2 separate regions of the Mus musculus genome follow, and region 2 is linked to region 1. Evidence: chromatin loops called from intact Hi-C (ENCODE). Cell type or tissue: left cerebral cortex. All regions are shown on one strand.

Region 1 (8,000 bases):
AAAACAGAAAGAAAGAGAAAAGATAGAGAAGTAGAAGCCAGCCATGACCACATTGAGAGAGAGAAGAAGGGATTAGGGGAAGGAGAGTGAGAGGTGGGATTAAGAGAACAAGAGCTTAAGAGAAATACCAAGAGACAAGAGAGAGAAGGGGCCAAGCAGGCCCTTTAGTAGTGGGCTGGGCTACCTAGTTGTTGCCAGGTAACTGTGGGGGTGGAGTCTGGACAGCTTATGTGACTGATGGCCACAGAATTATGGACCTGGGACCTCGTGTCGGGAGGCAATATCTAGGAGCATGGCAAATAGGCCTTCTGTCCCTTGTAGATTAATCTCCTGTGTCTCCGGAGTTTAAACCTAGCTAAACCAGAAAACAGACTGCCTTTCATCGTCCCACACTCCATTGCTTTCCCTACATTTTGGATTTCAAAGCAAGAGTAAAATGGAAGACAAACATCCCCTTTGCTAAATAGTTCTGACAGCACTAAACAATGGCAGACCCCTGGAGGTTTGTGCAATAAGACCATGAGGTGGAAGGCCACCTGGGAACCTTCCAGATGCTGAGGTTATTTCATGGAGTGAGTATGAAAGCAAAGCTCAGTGGATATAAACATATTTTCTTATCAGAACATGGTTCTCTGAAGTAGAAATTACTTCCTAACATTGTACCTACTACCTGAAAGTATGAAACTTCAGAATTTACTCATTGTAATTTTAGTGATTTGCATTTCTATGTGCTACTTAGCCAAAATAAAAAAAAGAAAAAGAAAAAGAAAAAAAAGAAAAATGAGATAGAAAGTATTGAAAGACAAAAATATACGGTAACACGATTTATTAAATATTTTGGTACTTAAAATTCCTGGTTGTATCCAGTGGAAAAAAAGACAGCATTTTCAACAAATGGTGCTGGCACAACTGGCAGTTATCATGTAGAAGAATGCGAGTTGATCCAGTCTTATCTCCTTGTACAAAGTTCAAGTCTAAGTGGATCAAAGACCTCCACAAAAAACCAGAGACACTGAAATTTATAGAGGAGAAATGGAAGACAGTGGGGAAAAGCCTCGAAGATATGGACATAGGGGAATAATTTCTGAACAGAAAAATAATGGCTTGTGCTGTAAGATCAAGAGTCAACAAATGGGGCCTCATAAAATTGCAAAGCTTCTGTAAGGCAAAAGATACTGTCAATAAGACAAAAAGGCCACCAACAGATTGGGAAAGGATTTTTACCAATCCTAAATCTGATAGGGGACTAATATCCAATATATACAAAGAGCTCAAGAAGCTGAATCCCAGAAATTCAAATAACCCCATTAATAAATGGAGTAGAGAGCTAAACAAAGAATTCTCAATGTAGGAATACTGAAGGGCTGAGAAGCACTTGAAAAAAATGTTCAACATCCTTAATCATCAGGGAAATGCAAATCCAAACAACCCTGAGATTTCACCTCACACCAGTCAGAATGGCTAAGGTCAAAAATTTAGGTGACAGCAGATGCTGGCAAGAATGTGGAGAAAGAGGAACATGCCTCCATTGCTGGTGGGATTGCAAGCTTGTACAGCCACTCTGGAAATTAGTCTGGCTGTTCCTCAGAAAATTGGACATAGTACTACCGGAAGATCCAGCAGTACCTCTCCTGGGCATATACCCAGAAGCTGTTCCAACTGGTAATAAGGACACATGCTCCACTATGTTCATAGCAGCCTTATTTAAAATAGCCAGAAGCTGGAAAGAACCCAGATGTCTCTCAACAGAGGAATGGATACAGAAAATGTGGTACATTTACACAATGGAGTACTACTCAGCTATTAAAAACAATGAATTTATGAAATTCTTTGGCAAATGGATATATCTGGTGGATATCATCCTGAGTGATGTAAACCAATCACAAAAGAAGTCATTAGATATGTACTCACTGATAAGTGGATATTAGCCCAGAAACTTAGAATACCCAAGATACAATTTGCAAAACACAAGAAAATCAAGAAGAAGGAAGATCAACGTGTGGATACTTCATTCCTCCTTAGAAGAGGGAACAAAATACTTATGGAAGGAGTTAGAGTCAAAATTTGGAGCTAAGATGAAAGGATTGACAATCCAGAGACTAACCCACCCAGGGATCCATTCCATAATCAGCCACCAAAGCAGACACTATTGCATATGTCAGCAAGATTTTGCTGAAAGGACCCTGATATAGCTGTCTCTTGTGAGGCTATGCCAGTGCCTGGCAAATACAGAAGTGGATGCTCACAGTCATCTATTGGATGGAACACAGGGCCCCCAATGGAGAAGTTGGAGAAAGTACTCAAGGAGCTGAAGGGGTCTGCAACTCTATAGGTGGAACAACAATATGAACTAATCTGAAACCCCAGAGCTCGTGTCTCTAGCTGCATATGTATCAGAAGATGGCCTAGTCAGCCATCATTGAGAAGAGAGGCCCCTTGGTCTTGCAAACTTTTATGCCCCAGTACTGCAGAATGCCAGGGCCAAGAAGTGGGTGTGAGTGGGTAGGGGAGCAGGTCGGGGTGAAGGTATAGGGGACTTTTGGGATAGCATTTGAAATGTAAATGAAAAAAAATCTAAAAAAAAAATGGGAAAAAAAGAGTAAAGGGGCATGAGGAAGTGGAATGGAGCTAAATTCTGAAAAAATATTCTTAGTTGTATCTTAGTATATATTTTAAACTAAAATATTGATCGTTTATTTGTCACTATGATTATAGTAAATTTTTTGGTAAACTGATATCTATTAAATAATTGATAAATGCTTTGTTCATTAATTAGTCCTTGTTTACCTAAATGCTATGATCACCTTATATAAACAAATAAAGAAATGGTTCTCTTTTCTTCCTTTTGAATTTGTTGTTTTTAGGGTTTGACTTTCTTGTGTTCCTAACTTGTTTAACCATGACTGTATAAGCCCTGTAATTGGTTATAAATATGGTAGACATAAGAAACGCTCAGAGAAAGGCATAGTTACTGTATGTATTACAAATAAAATTGAAGAGAATTAAGGTCATTTTTAGCTCAGAATCTGAAAACTAACAATAATGTGGAAGAGCTGTTCAGTGTGTGTGTGTGTGTGTGTGTGTGTGTGAGAGAGAGAGAGAGAGAGAGAGAGAGAGAGAGAGAGAGAGAGAGAGAACAGGTGTGTGTGTGTGTGAGAGAGAGAAAGAGAGAGAAAGGCAGGGAGGGAGGGAAAAGAGAGAACAGGTGTGTGTGTGTGTGAGGGGGGAGAAAGAGAACTGGTGTGTGTGTGTGTGTGTGTGTGTGTGTGTGTGTGTGTGAGTGTGTCTTATGCTACTCATTACATTCTATTACAGAACTATAACATGGACATAAACTATCGCTAGATCAGATGATGTTCTAACGTGGTGCTGATATGTTGAAATCATACCTCTATGATATTTTGTAGAAAGACTGAGAGCCATTAAAACACACATATCAGTGTAACCTTCACTATAGGAAAGTGAACTTGCACCTTAATTGCCAGCAGGTTTTGCATACATTGGATCATGTAAATTGATGTTATATTTTTATTATCCAATACATTACTTTTATCACATGACTCAAAAACCATCTTTATCTGTGTCCTGATTAGTTATAACTACACACCAGTTTTCTTCTTCATCATCAGTTCATTGCCTTTGTAGTTTATCAGATCCACCATCCAGTCACCTGCTCTAAGTAACCAAGCAGGGATGAAGCAAGAGAGAGCATTAAATGGATGAGGTGAGTGGGCTGCGACTGAGTAGCCAGTTAGAATATAATTTAGTAATAAAGAGAGGGTAGTCCGGCATCAGATTTCTGGTGGAGGGACAAATGTACACTAAGTGATAGGAACTGAAGACAATACAGCTCAAAGTCTCAATAACAGCTACTGATGGCTGCACTGTCTCCCCAACCGCCTGATCATAACTCAGCCAGCAGTTAAACAGCTGGGAAGCCCTGTCTCTCTGTCTTATTTCCCCCTGTGTTCCAAGGGCTATAGTAGCAACAGCAGCCTCAGCAGCCAGGCAGCAGGGCTATAGCTTGCAGCCAAGCAGACCGCCGCCGCCTCATCACCACACACACACACACACACACACACACACACACACACACACACACACACACAATTGCACACACTTCCCGAATCAACGCGTTGTCACACAAATCCTGGACCATGACAGATGAGAGAAGAGCAATAGGCACGGACAACAGGTATTTCCTCTCTGACAAATTCAGTTTCATTCCCAATGCTTATTGGTTTGCATAAGGAAAGAAGCCTAAGCGATACCTAGCCTGTGCGGACTACCAGAGGACTGGAGGTGGCCTCGGCAGGGGAGGGTGAAGTGGGAGGAGTGAGATGTGGGGAAGAGAAGAAGCCAAAATTGACTTTCAGGCTCCGGAAGCCTACAGCTCTCAGCCTCCGCTGTTTTTGAGTTGCAAATGATCTGGGAGTGGTGGGTTGCAGGCAGCCCCTGCCATCGCCTGGAAGAAGACTTCCATCTTTCAGTCACTAGTTCCAACGGGCCGTGTGTTCTGGAAGGGGGTGGCAGCAGGGAGGAGGATGCTCTGAGCAGAGTTCTTGAAGCTTTGCTCTTGGGGGAAGCCGGGCTGTGTGGGAGCCTTCTGACTGAGCTGAGAGCGTGTGAATTGGAAAGGATCCTGAGAGCTGGCTGGTCCCAGTTCATCTCCGGAAAAGCTGTCGCTCTCGCTTCAGAGATGCGCCTAGCCTTCGCCTGCATCACGCTGCAGTAAGTTCAACTCAGCACGGTTGGCAGTTTGAGTGGCCTCTGGGTATGTGGTGCGGGGGAAGGGAAGCCGAGAAGAAATGGCGAGGAAAGTTAGGAAAGCAGAGCTTCAGATTTCCCATGCAAATCTGAAAGCATTTTGTGTCCCTCATTTCTGTGCTAGTTATTGGTCGCCTGCTGTTATCTGCAGCAGAGAACCTAATGTTAGCTAAGTAAGTCTGGGGAAAGTGCTCGATTTATTGTGATTCCAGGCAATGAGACTGGCGAGCGAGTGTGACCTCCTGAAAGTTACGGATGAGAGGGAAGGTGGTTTGTGGGGGCGGATGGTGAGGAATCAAAGAAGCCGGCTTCGATTTTTAAATTCCCCGATTGTCCTAAATTCCATTCTAGATTCATTTCCTATTTGTACATAAACAAACAAACAAAACACGCACGACGTTTCCTTACTTTTATAACATTAAAACTAAAGATGAACTAGATCTATAGCTAGCTGCTTAATGACAGTCTGGGCGACACGGATGATCTGGCTAAACATTCAGGTTGTTCTCTGTGGGTGGGGTGAAGAGCCTCCTAGGTTCTTACTGCTACCATCGTCTCCAGCTCCTAACCAGTATCATCTGAAATACTTATGATTTGAAAGGGACGATTTTACATGAAGATGCCATTGTACTTAGCTACTTAACAGGGCTGTGTTCGCTGGCAGAAGAAAACGAAGGCTAAAGAACTTTCCAAAACAACTCCAGCCAGTTTATTCAAAGTGCAGATAACCAACTCTTTTAAAAATAGGTCAGCATGGGCCAGCCTATTGTAAAGCAAATTAGCGAATAAATAAGGAGTTTGGCAGAACCCTAAAGGTCTTTTCTGAAAGGAAAGTAGAAATAATTAACTTAAAACAGTTGGGATTATCTGACCAGTTTTTCTCTTATGGAAAATCGAACCCCCAACACATTTTCTTTTTTTTTTTTTTAATGACAGGAAAAACACAACAGAAACGAGAAATAAAAGAATATCATAATTAGAAAAGATCTTCCACTTAGTTGAAGGCTTGCTGGAGAAATGACGGTTTCACTGTATTTTATTCCAAGAAATATTATAGTTACAGCGGAAGGTACCTAAAGCAGACTCCAGGACTCCAGAATCTTCCAACAGACAACTGCATATAAACTATCATGGGCTTCGTAGGTCAAAGTGGTTTTGAACTTTTGAGGTAAAGTCTGTGGCCAGACAGGACTTACACCTGTTCTCCTACCCAGCTCTAAAACAGAAGAACTGTTGAATTTGAGGCCAGACCAAGTTACACAGGTATTTCTAGATTATGGAGTGTGACACTGTCTAAAAAATTAGAAAGAGAATATACTAAAATTAGTAATTGTGAAACGCGATGTAATTCTGAAATCTGCTGTTATGATAAAATAGGAAATCCAGGGCTGCATTTATCCTGCCAGTTTAGTTTAAAATTGTCTGACTCTTTCCCTAAATCATCCAATCTATTACTTTATTACAAATAAGTCAGGTCAAGGAGTAATGAGAATTGTTTTAACTAGTCAGCTACTCATCTCCGAATTCTCTAAATAGAAAGGCTCACTCAGTGTTTGGGCAATTTTTGCTCTTGCAATATTCAACTATTTAGGGGTCCATTCTGTTTATCAAAAACTTCCATGCATAATCTCTAAATTTAACTCTGAGTAGCTTATGACCCAGGAAATATGCTTGTCATGGTTCTACATATGCAGGGTAAATGTTTTACAAAGCAATAAAGAGAGAGAGAGGAGAGAGAGAGAGAGAGAGAGAGAGAGAGAGAGAGAGAGAGAGAGAGAATGAGAGGGAGAGAGAATGGGAGAATAAGAGGGAGAGAGAATGAGAGAGAGAGAATGAGACACACACACACACACAGAGAGAGAGAGAGAGAGAGAGAGAGAGAGAGAGAGAGAGAGAGAAAATCCTTACTGTAAGAATATGTGGTGGTGAGTTTCCAAGCATTTCCATAACACTATGACGACAGACACTGAGTACTTGAAATCAGATATTCAGCTAATTGAAAAAAAACCTGGCTAAGAATCCCACAGCCATCTATCAAGAGTTCTTCAAGAAAGAAGCTTATTGGAGCCAAGTTATAGCCATGTGCTTACTCCATGCTTCAGAATTTTTTTTCATACTGCAAGAGGACAGTATTGTATCTGGGAAGATTATAGTTAAAAGTACTTTGTAGAGATCTTATTTTAATTTTTAAACCATTAGCAAAATTTGTTGCGACCGTGCCTGGCCGAGGCAAGAAGCTTGTGACTCACACTTTGCCTTGCATGCTTTTGAAAGAAAGAAATATTTGTCGTCAGAAATCTCAAAGTTAGTCCCTGAATCTAAATCTACCTACTAATAACAACTGGGGCTATACACAGGCAAGGGAAACCATTTGAACATTATCCTTTCCTGGATGGCTTCTGGATCAGAACTGTGCTTGTCTATGCATGACAGCTACAGAACCTCCACAGAAGCAATACCTCCAGCCAAGAGCACCTGCCCAGGGGAAGCTTCAGGCAAAGTTGGGGATGATATTCTTTTCCAAGTCCTGTAGGATTTTCTCTTTCCTGAAACCCTGACATGAAGTTTAACCTCAAATAAGAGTTCTGTGGGTAAAGCATTTTGAATGAGTTATTTTATCAACGGTGTAGAAGCTATAGAAGGAAGATATTTTCTACCACGTAAAAGAAAATCCAACCCAGGGTTGAATTAAAAAAGAATATATTGAAAGTAATAGAGTTGACAATGGTAGGCTGTGATAACCTCCATGGTGTGCCTCCCACTCCTAGTCACACTGCTACCTGTTCTATTAAGAAAGAATTGTGCTGTGACGCAGTTGGCTTCAGTGTATCCTTTTTGAAGGGGCTGAGAGTTGGAGGTACTTGAGAAATCATGCTAGGTAAGAGAGATTGCCTTGCTCTCTTTGTACTCAAGATTCAAACCACAAGAATTGGAATCTCACTTGACCCCAAGTCTGAACTTGGCATAGTCACCATTCCAATTTCTGGCTTTACAAACTGTGGAAACAAAACTGGGCTGGGTGCCAGGAATTAGAAGATGAAGGAGCTAATACGGGAGAAAATGGTCTGAAAGTTCCAAGAGGGAACTCCTCCATAGGCCATAGGCGGCTGCTGGATAAATGTGGGTACCTCTTTTATCCCGTGAGACATGGAAATAAAAGTTCTTTGGGATGTATTTGTGGTAGACTTCAAAGTCAAGGATAGAGCAGAGACTCAGACATAGCCTATGAAGTT
Region 2 (8,000 bases), 240 kb after region 1:
CAGTATTATTCCCTTTCTCCTTTGTTCTATTTGAGGACTTTGTGTTAAAGAGGGGAGTGGATTACGTCATTTCAGGACCCTGGACTGGGCATTTGGGAGAAAGGTTAGGTCCAAAGCTGCATGACTCATGGCATAGTTTATGACTGTAATTTACTGTTTTGTGCTCCAAATCTGGAACTATGGCCACTTCCAGGGTCATGACCACAGTGCCTTCTATCATAAGTTAGAAGCCGTGATTTCTGCAGCTGGGTAAGCTTTAGTTGGTATAATTATTTGGAAACTATTTAAACCTCAGCATTATCTCGGATTTCTCCTTCCCTTGAAGTAAAAAACAAAAAAGAACTATTGGTTTGTATTGTGTATGTAGTGTTCCTTGCATTATGAAGAAAATTAATTTAGAAATGTAGATCTCACTGGAAGGAGGTAAAGAAGATCCCACAAGTGCATTTTGTTGTTGTTGTTGTTGTTTTGTTTTTTGCAGTAGATTCAAGTGGACATTACCCTGACAAAATTAGAAGTAATAGAACTAATGTAATTTTTCATATAAAATGTTTATATTGCTAGAAAAGTCACAAATTGTGTGTGTGTGTGTGTGTGTGTGTGTGTGTGTGTGTGTGTGTCTAGGTTAAGATGTAAATTATTTCCCTTACGTCCAATAGTGTCTATAAAGGAAAATACTACCTAGGTTTGCAGGGTTGAATGGGAAAGACGATCCTTGTATGGCTGGCAGTGAAACTCGGAGACAACCTTATTCATGAGCTATTTCTCTTCTGTCAAATGAGGATGATATAGTCGACCTCACAAGGTTAACATGAACATTAAGTGAAATGATGTGTGAAAGGCCCTTTTAGTGCTTCTAGCCTGGTATTAGAAACGCTCTAAATGAGACCTATTATTAGAGGTCACATCAAAAAAACATAAGCTTTGAAGACATTCTGCAAAGCCTTGCAGTTGATATTTGAGAATATCGAGATGGCCAGATGAGATGAGAAGTGCATAAAACAAAAGTCAGAGTTGCAAACAGATCTCTCAGGGAGATCCATGCCAAGGAAGGATAGCTAGTCAAGCTGCATTTGTTCGAATTAGTCTCCCTCAGCTGTTGTCAGACTAAGAATCCATGAGACACTCAGTCCACTGACCAGTCCATTTGACCAGTCCATCCTGGTCAAATCCTTCTTGTCAAAGTACACTTTTGTTACAGTTGATGTTTGCATCAGAACTTTTCAAGTGCTCATGATTTCATTTCAAAGGCTACTTTGTGTGATGAATCTTCTGTGTGAAGAAGCCCTGTTACATTACCATCAGCACACTGTGACCACTGTGATTATTGTGAGCAAATATTTAATTTCCATACAATGGACTTAGAACAGGGCAATTCATAAGATTCCTAAAATCAAAGGGTACTGAGATAGCCCAGCAACTAAAGGTACTTTGATCTGAATTCCAACCCTGGACCTACAGGATGGAAAATTGAAAGCAATAACCAAAATGATGCTGTGATGTCTATGTATGTACCATAGCATGCACATGTGTATACACACACAGGCATACACACTATAAATAAATAAATAAATAGATAAATAAATAAATAAATGATAGATAGGTAGATACATAGATACATAGAAACATAGATAGATAGATAGATAGATAGATAGATACTTAGATACATAGATACATAGATAGAAAGAATGTAGAATTTTTTAACATTTGGAAAGTAACATGAAGACTTTAAAAAATATCAAGACTCAATGTTTAGATCTAACTGGCTTATAATTAACTGCACCGGCCTTCAATTCTATACATCAAGTGAAGACCATATTGAAATCACACAGCCATATATGCTCTGCCTTTTGCCAAAATACCTATCATGCTGATTCCAATTTCTCTTTGTATTCTGTTTATTCATACTGTCGGATAGTATGTTGACAGAAGGAATTCTTATTTATGGTGTTGGCAAATACTTGACAAAATATGTATTTTGTGAGTGATTATTTAAACCTGATATATTAATCATAATAAGACAGACTCACATTGCTTCTTCAGTTTTCATGAAAGGGCAATTCTGGATATATATATATATATATATATATATATATATATATATATATATATATATATATAAAGCTTTTGTCACTGACTAATACAAAGAAAGGAAGATTAGCAATGGGTTCCTTGTGTGATATTTCTTTACATTTTCTTACACACCGAGGATGCTAAGCTCACTCTCACATCCTTCATTGGTAGACTGCTTAGCCCCTGCCAATGGACTCTGGAAACATTCCTGTTTGTAGCATTCACAGCATACATGGAAAGTTACTATATTGGTGTTCTAGTGCATTTGATTGTCTTATACTTAATAAAGACACACCACACACAGACATATACATGCACACACACACACACACACACACACACACGTGTTCACAATATCTAGTGCAATTTCTTTTGGTCATTTCATACTTGAGAGCACAGTGAATATTTTAGAATATTTTAAATATTTGAGTATAAATGTTTTTTTTTCCAGGTCTCAGGATGAATAAGGGTGCCATCACCCCTCCACGTTCCTCTCCAGCAAATACATGCTCCCCAGAAGTGATCCACCTCAAGGATATCGTCTGCTACCTGTCTCTTCTCGAAAGAGGAAGACCCGAGGATAAGCTCGAGTGTACGTTTTGGTAATTCTGTTTATTCACCAAGCTGGAGTTTGGAGGAGAGATTGTGTATTGATGTAATCATACCTGCCTAAATTGTTTGTTCATTTAAATTAACTTGCTTAAAACAAACAAACAAACAAACAAAAAACAGCAAAAGCAAAACTCAAAAACCATAAAGACATTTGTCAGAGTTAAACAATAAAAATGTTATTATTTAATGTAAATAAAATTGTATCCCAATTGTATACATATGCTTTATTAAGAAATGTTGAAGTTTGATTAGTGTAATGTGAAATCTATGTTAATCTGTCTATCAAATGTCTCCTAAATGTTTTATCCTCAGCTCTTTTGAGTTAATAAGAAGTAATTTGAAACTTTGAAATGTTTGACGGAGCATTTATTCCCTTTTCTGAGGAAGAGTTTCTTCCAAGCAGAAAGTGAAAATAACCCCTGCCCCCTCTTGTGTGCATACATACACACACCTACACAGACCCATGCATCCTAATTCCCCCAACACACACACAATTTACACTCTGCTCCCTGGCAACTTCCCTTCACCATCATGTTAACACTGTCTTTGACATAGTGCAATTCATCAAACCCTGATATATAAGGCTTGCTTCTGCATACTATTACTAATCAAGCAATATCTTTGTTTTCTTTTGCAATACTACAGGTAGGAAATTTCTGAGCACCTTTTTAATGCTCTTTAATAAATTGTAGTGACTGAGCTCTCCCTGGTGGTAACATGTGCACATTGCAATGAAAGAGCATAGCCTTCAAATGACTGTAACTGTAAACCTCATAATAATCACAGCAGGTGATATATATTCAGCAACTAAATTAATCAGATTACAGTAAAGATTTAAATGAATTAAAAATTTTACTACCAAAATGAAATTAAAGATAATAAAACCATACTTCTATATTGCTTAATAAAATTAAAATTACTCTAATGTATTAGAATTGTAATTACAAAATGTTTTAGTTAAATTTAATTGTAACTCTTTGATAAAACTTCTCACAAGGGAAGAATTTACCATGATTATTTAGGAGTTACACCGGCTTAGGATATGAATAAACCATATGAATATTATTCTTTAAATATATATTTATTATTCATAAACATTGAGTATTTGCATTTCAAGATTTATTTTGTATTCCTAAGAACGTGTAGAGATCTCTCTCCTTCCAAAGTAAACAGTGGATTTCTCTTGAAGTGACAGCCAAAGGGAAAGTTTGCTCAGGTGTTGCCATTGCTCTGTTTGTGAGGACGATGACCCCCTGATTTTGTGGCCATCACTCTGACTGAACAGAAAATGATTCAGGAATTTTGTGTCTTTACTTTTTCTTTTGAAATGCTTGATATTTTTCTATATCAATTACTAAAATTTACCCATCAGCCAATTTCTCAAGAATTTGTAGTTTTTAACCTGTTCTCATTTGTACATTTAAAAATTTCCAACATTCTTTTGCATTTTTATTTTCTACGGTTATTCTTGGTAAGTTGTACATTAATAGTGTCTGATGAACTACACTGGTACTTTCAAGAGGGTTATGCCGTATTAAACATAAGATATATAGGAGAATTAAAAAGAAGAAATGGTGATTTAGAAGGACCAGATGTGGAGGCGATAAGGAACATAAAATAGTTCCTAGTGAAAGAGAGAATTGAATTTGGACCTTCCTTTGAGGTAGTTAAACGAAATATACACACTTTGGTTTCGGTCAGACATTCCCACATAGTCACCCACCAGAAGTAATTGCCAGACCTGGACACATGGGTTACTCAGTGCCCCGCGATGTGCTACCTGATAATTGGCTGATTAAAATGAATGGGCATGAGTTACTACTGCTTTTTGCCCCAGAGCCTCATTACGAGGAGGGATGGAGCACACAATTTCTTCTCTACAGTGACTTCGTACCACCACCACCAATTTACCTGAATGGACTGCTTTCCCCAGCATTGGTATTTCTGAGTCTTTTCTGTTGATAGTTAGACAGAGAGACTACCTTGTTTGCAAAATCCACGAAAAGAAAACATAGTCTACCAAAATGACGATTCTGACAACTGTCACTTTCCTATCCTTGTCCAATTTCCCTTTCAGTCTTCTTTTATTTTTATTTTTCATTTTTTTGTCTTGTGTGTGTGTGTGTGTGTGTGTGTGTGTGTGTGTGTGTGTGTGTGTAAGACTTGGCTCAAAGTCGCCACGATTATAAAGAAACAAACCATTTCTTCACTGGCCTTTCCTTAAACCAGGTTTTATTTCTTTGTGAACACCTGCATTATTCACCTAGAAAGTGCACATCTGTGCTGGGGTTGGAAGAGGATTCCTTTCTCTTTCCTGGAAGCTACCTTTTAGCTGGCTGCGTGGGTCCCACCACCAGACACACAGGCACGAGCCTCCTGTGCTGCAGTCTGTCCTGCACATTCACTCTGCCTTTCTTTCCCAGTTTCTGACCTGGCCCACTGAGAGTTGATATCTATCTTAAATTATAAATACTCTTTCTATTTCCTAGTAGGACATCTTATGTTGACCCTTACGTCTTGCATTAATGAGAAATCAACAGGAAAGCAATTGAGAAGTGGATACTTGTCATTTAGAACCACCATGTTGTCACTGTATGCAATCTTTCTTCTTTTTTTTATTAGATATTTTCTTTATTTACATTTCAAATGTTATCTGTAAAGTTCCCTATACCCTCCCCCGCCCTGCTCCCCTACACAGCCACTCCCACTTCTTGGAGTTCTCCCATACTGGGCCATATAAAGTTTGCAATACCAAGGGGCCTCTCTTCCCAATGATGGCCGACTAGGCCATCTTCTGCTACATATGCAGCTAGAGACACGAGCTCCAGGGGTACTGGTTAGTTCATATTGTTGTTCCACCTATAGGGTTGCAGATCCCTTTAGCTCCTAGGGTGCTTTCTCTAGCTTCTCCATTGGGGGCCCTGTGTTCTATCCTATAGATGACTGTGAGCATCCACTTCTGTATTTGCCAGTCACTGGCATAGCCTCATACGAGACAGCTGTACAAGGGTGCTTCTGAAATGCATTACCAGTAGGCCCTAAGAGCCATTCATCTGGTCAGATTTCTTACCGATTGTGAATAAAGGTAATTGAAGCCACCATCCTCCTTACTTCTCAGAGGTCCATGACTTCTTAGCTATTGCATGATCGTTGTCCACTTGACGACGTATTAGAAGTATAAGCTGCTACTTCTGCTTTCCACTGCTGCTTTTCTTATGGGAGATTTGAAGAGAATGGGAATAGTTTCCATTAGATAAGATTCGGTTAAAAAAATTCTAGGTACTGAATTTTTAACTCCTACCTTTAAACTTTAATATTAATTGTTAAAAGGCAGAAAACTGAAATTTAAAGATTGAAGAACTCCCAAATTAAAAAAATCACTAAAATATATACTTTGTTCTGTCTAATAATTTCTAGACAAATTCAAAGGCTATATAATTTGCATTGTGATATATTCAGCAACAAACATAGATAGCCTTTTTCAAAATTTTTGAAAGTGAAAAAGTTTTAGAAAAATAGAGATTGTCTCATCTTACATAATGTGCCTCTATTCTGACCTTTTAGTTAGATTCAAGTGTGGGCACATAACTGTCTCTATGTAAGGTAAAATGGCATGCTTGTAAAAATAGATAAAAAGTGAGCTAAGCTAGCTCAAATTTGCATCACAGGTCCTCACCTTTGAAACATCACATTGATAGAACAATCTCAATTTGGTCTTATTTTATTTTGGCACTGAAACATCTATAAATCTATATTGGTTTCAAAATTAAAACCTGATATTTAATGACCTTCTTTACCTCAAGGCCTGTCTCTACTTTTAAATGTTAACAAAATGAATCTTACTAATATTTGAGGTTCAAATGTACTTTCACCAATATTGTTTGGAAAGATGGTTTTAAAAGAGAAAGTCTTCAATGGCTTATCAAGTAGACTAAATTTTTTTTCCCATGGACCTAAAGCCTGCCCCACCCTTATTGGTTGATTTCTCTCTTTCTGTATCAAGTGAGTTTTCCAATTCTTGCCTGTATATTTTACTTGAGCACTTGTGATCTTTTGCAATTTAATTGATAATCTCTTCTCTATCCCTTATGAAATGTGTTACATTCTCTGGAGACATTATTTTAATGTTGCACTTTGAAGGCAGAGTTAACTTTTTGTTTCAATTTACAATTATTTTCTTCTTTTGACACCCCCCCTCTCTCGTTCCATATCTAGCATGTATTTTTGCATCTTGTTATTCCCATTTTATCGACTTTTTCTCAGCCTTTCAATATTTGTACCCAGGAGGAATTATGCACCTGCTCCTATTTCTAGTTTGAAATTTTTTTTTTCATACTGGGCCTCCTTGAATTCAGCTGCCAGTGGTCGCACAAGTCCTACACATTTGAGTCGTTTGAGTTGGTTTTACAAGCACTTTCTCCAGTACAGACAGAGTTACTGTGACCCTACTTCTGAAACAGAGTTGGGTGTATTTGTTTCACCTTGTTCTTGGTTATGGACGTTTTTCTTGGTAGTCTGTGATATCTTTTCACTTATAGAAGTATTTTTTTTTTTTTTTTTTAGTATTTCTACTATAGCATCAAATCTTGACATGGTTACTGTCTACTTGGAGGGTTTTTTTTTTCTTTTACTTACACCATTTTCTTCTCATTTATTGAATATTTGAGAGATTAACCACATGGTTGTATGTGTTGAAATTTTAGCGAACCATAATTTCATAGATTCACGTTTTCAAGTTTTATATCTTTAATGTTTGATTTTCTATTGCAAAAGAATACAAAGCCATAGTTAACTTGATACTATTTGAAAATGTACAGTGATACACGCAATCGTGTCTTAGTTGGTAGAATTCTGTAACCATTAAGTGTAAGAATAATGACAGTGATCCAGACTCTCTCAGTTGCCAACCTCTCTGCAAACATCCAGAACTCAGACATAAGACCCTCCAGGAAATTATACAAAGTCAACATTCACCCTCACTTCCCCTCTTCTGTTTTTACAGCTGTGTCATTCTCCTGTGTTTACCTTAAAAAGACACCTGTGGCTTCTTCCCTGATCTCCTTGAGGGCTGTGAATAAGGGAGACCACAGGCCTTGGACTTCTGCTTTTCTTAACTCACTAAGAGAGTCTGTGTTCTGAAAATCCTTACTTGATTAGTCTAAAGATGAGGTGCCTAGTGAGGCCTGCCTGGAGATCCAACCCAAAACAAAAAAAAAAGGAAAAAAAAAAAAAGAAAGAAAAAAAGGTCGTGCAAATACTGTATGTACTGCCTGTCTAGGAGCTGAGGTCCCCCAGTAGAAAGAAACTTTTATTAT

What was found. Hi-C counts contacts between places; a loop is a spot of excess contacts. Peaks named below come from ENCODE experiments on the same cell type or tissue, not always from the same donor. Only the 100,000 strongest peaks of a DNase experiment are listed, where the experiment ranks them.
Region 2: it touches region 1 in a loop (3-fold over the local background); 5 of 42 quality-filtered maps call a loop at or near these places.

The regions. Positions count from the first base shown.
Region 1 is chr12:37,876,224-37,884,223 of GRCm38, forward strand. It overlaps Dgkb (diacylglycerol kinase, beta), which reads left to right and starts at 4,294. Exons shown (of 26, transcript NM_001361686.1): 1 at 4,294-4,731. In left cerebral cortex, no CTCF peak of the experiment used is centred here; DNase peaks (open chromatin) are centred at 4,532, 5,341 and 5,909; H3K4me3 peaks cover 2,336 bases; H3K27ac peaks cover 2,592 bases.
Region 2 is chr12:38,112,009-38,120,008 of GRCm38, forward strand. It overlaps Dgkb (diacylglycerol kinase, beta), which reads left to right. Exons shown (of 26, transcript NM_001361686.1): 6 at 2,525-2,665. Among named protein-coding and RNA genes, the nearest start is that of Dgkb, 240 kb to the left of the region's middle. In left cerebral cortex, a CTCF peak has its summit at 3,404; a DNase peak (open chromatin) is centred at 3,378.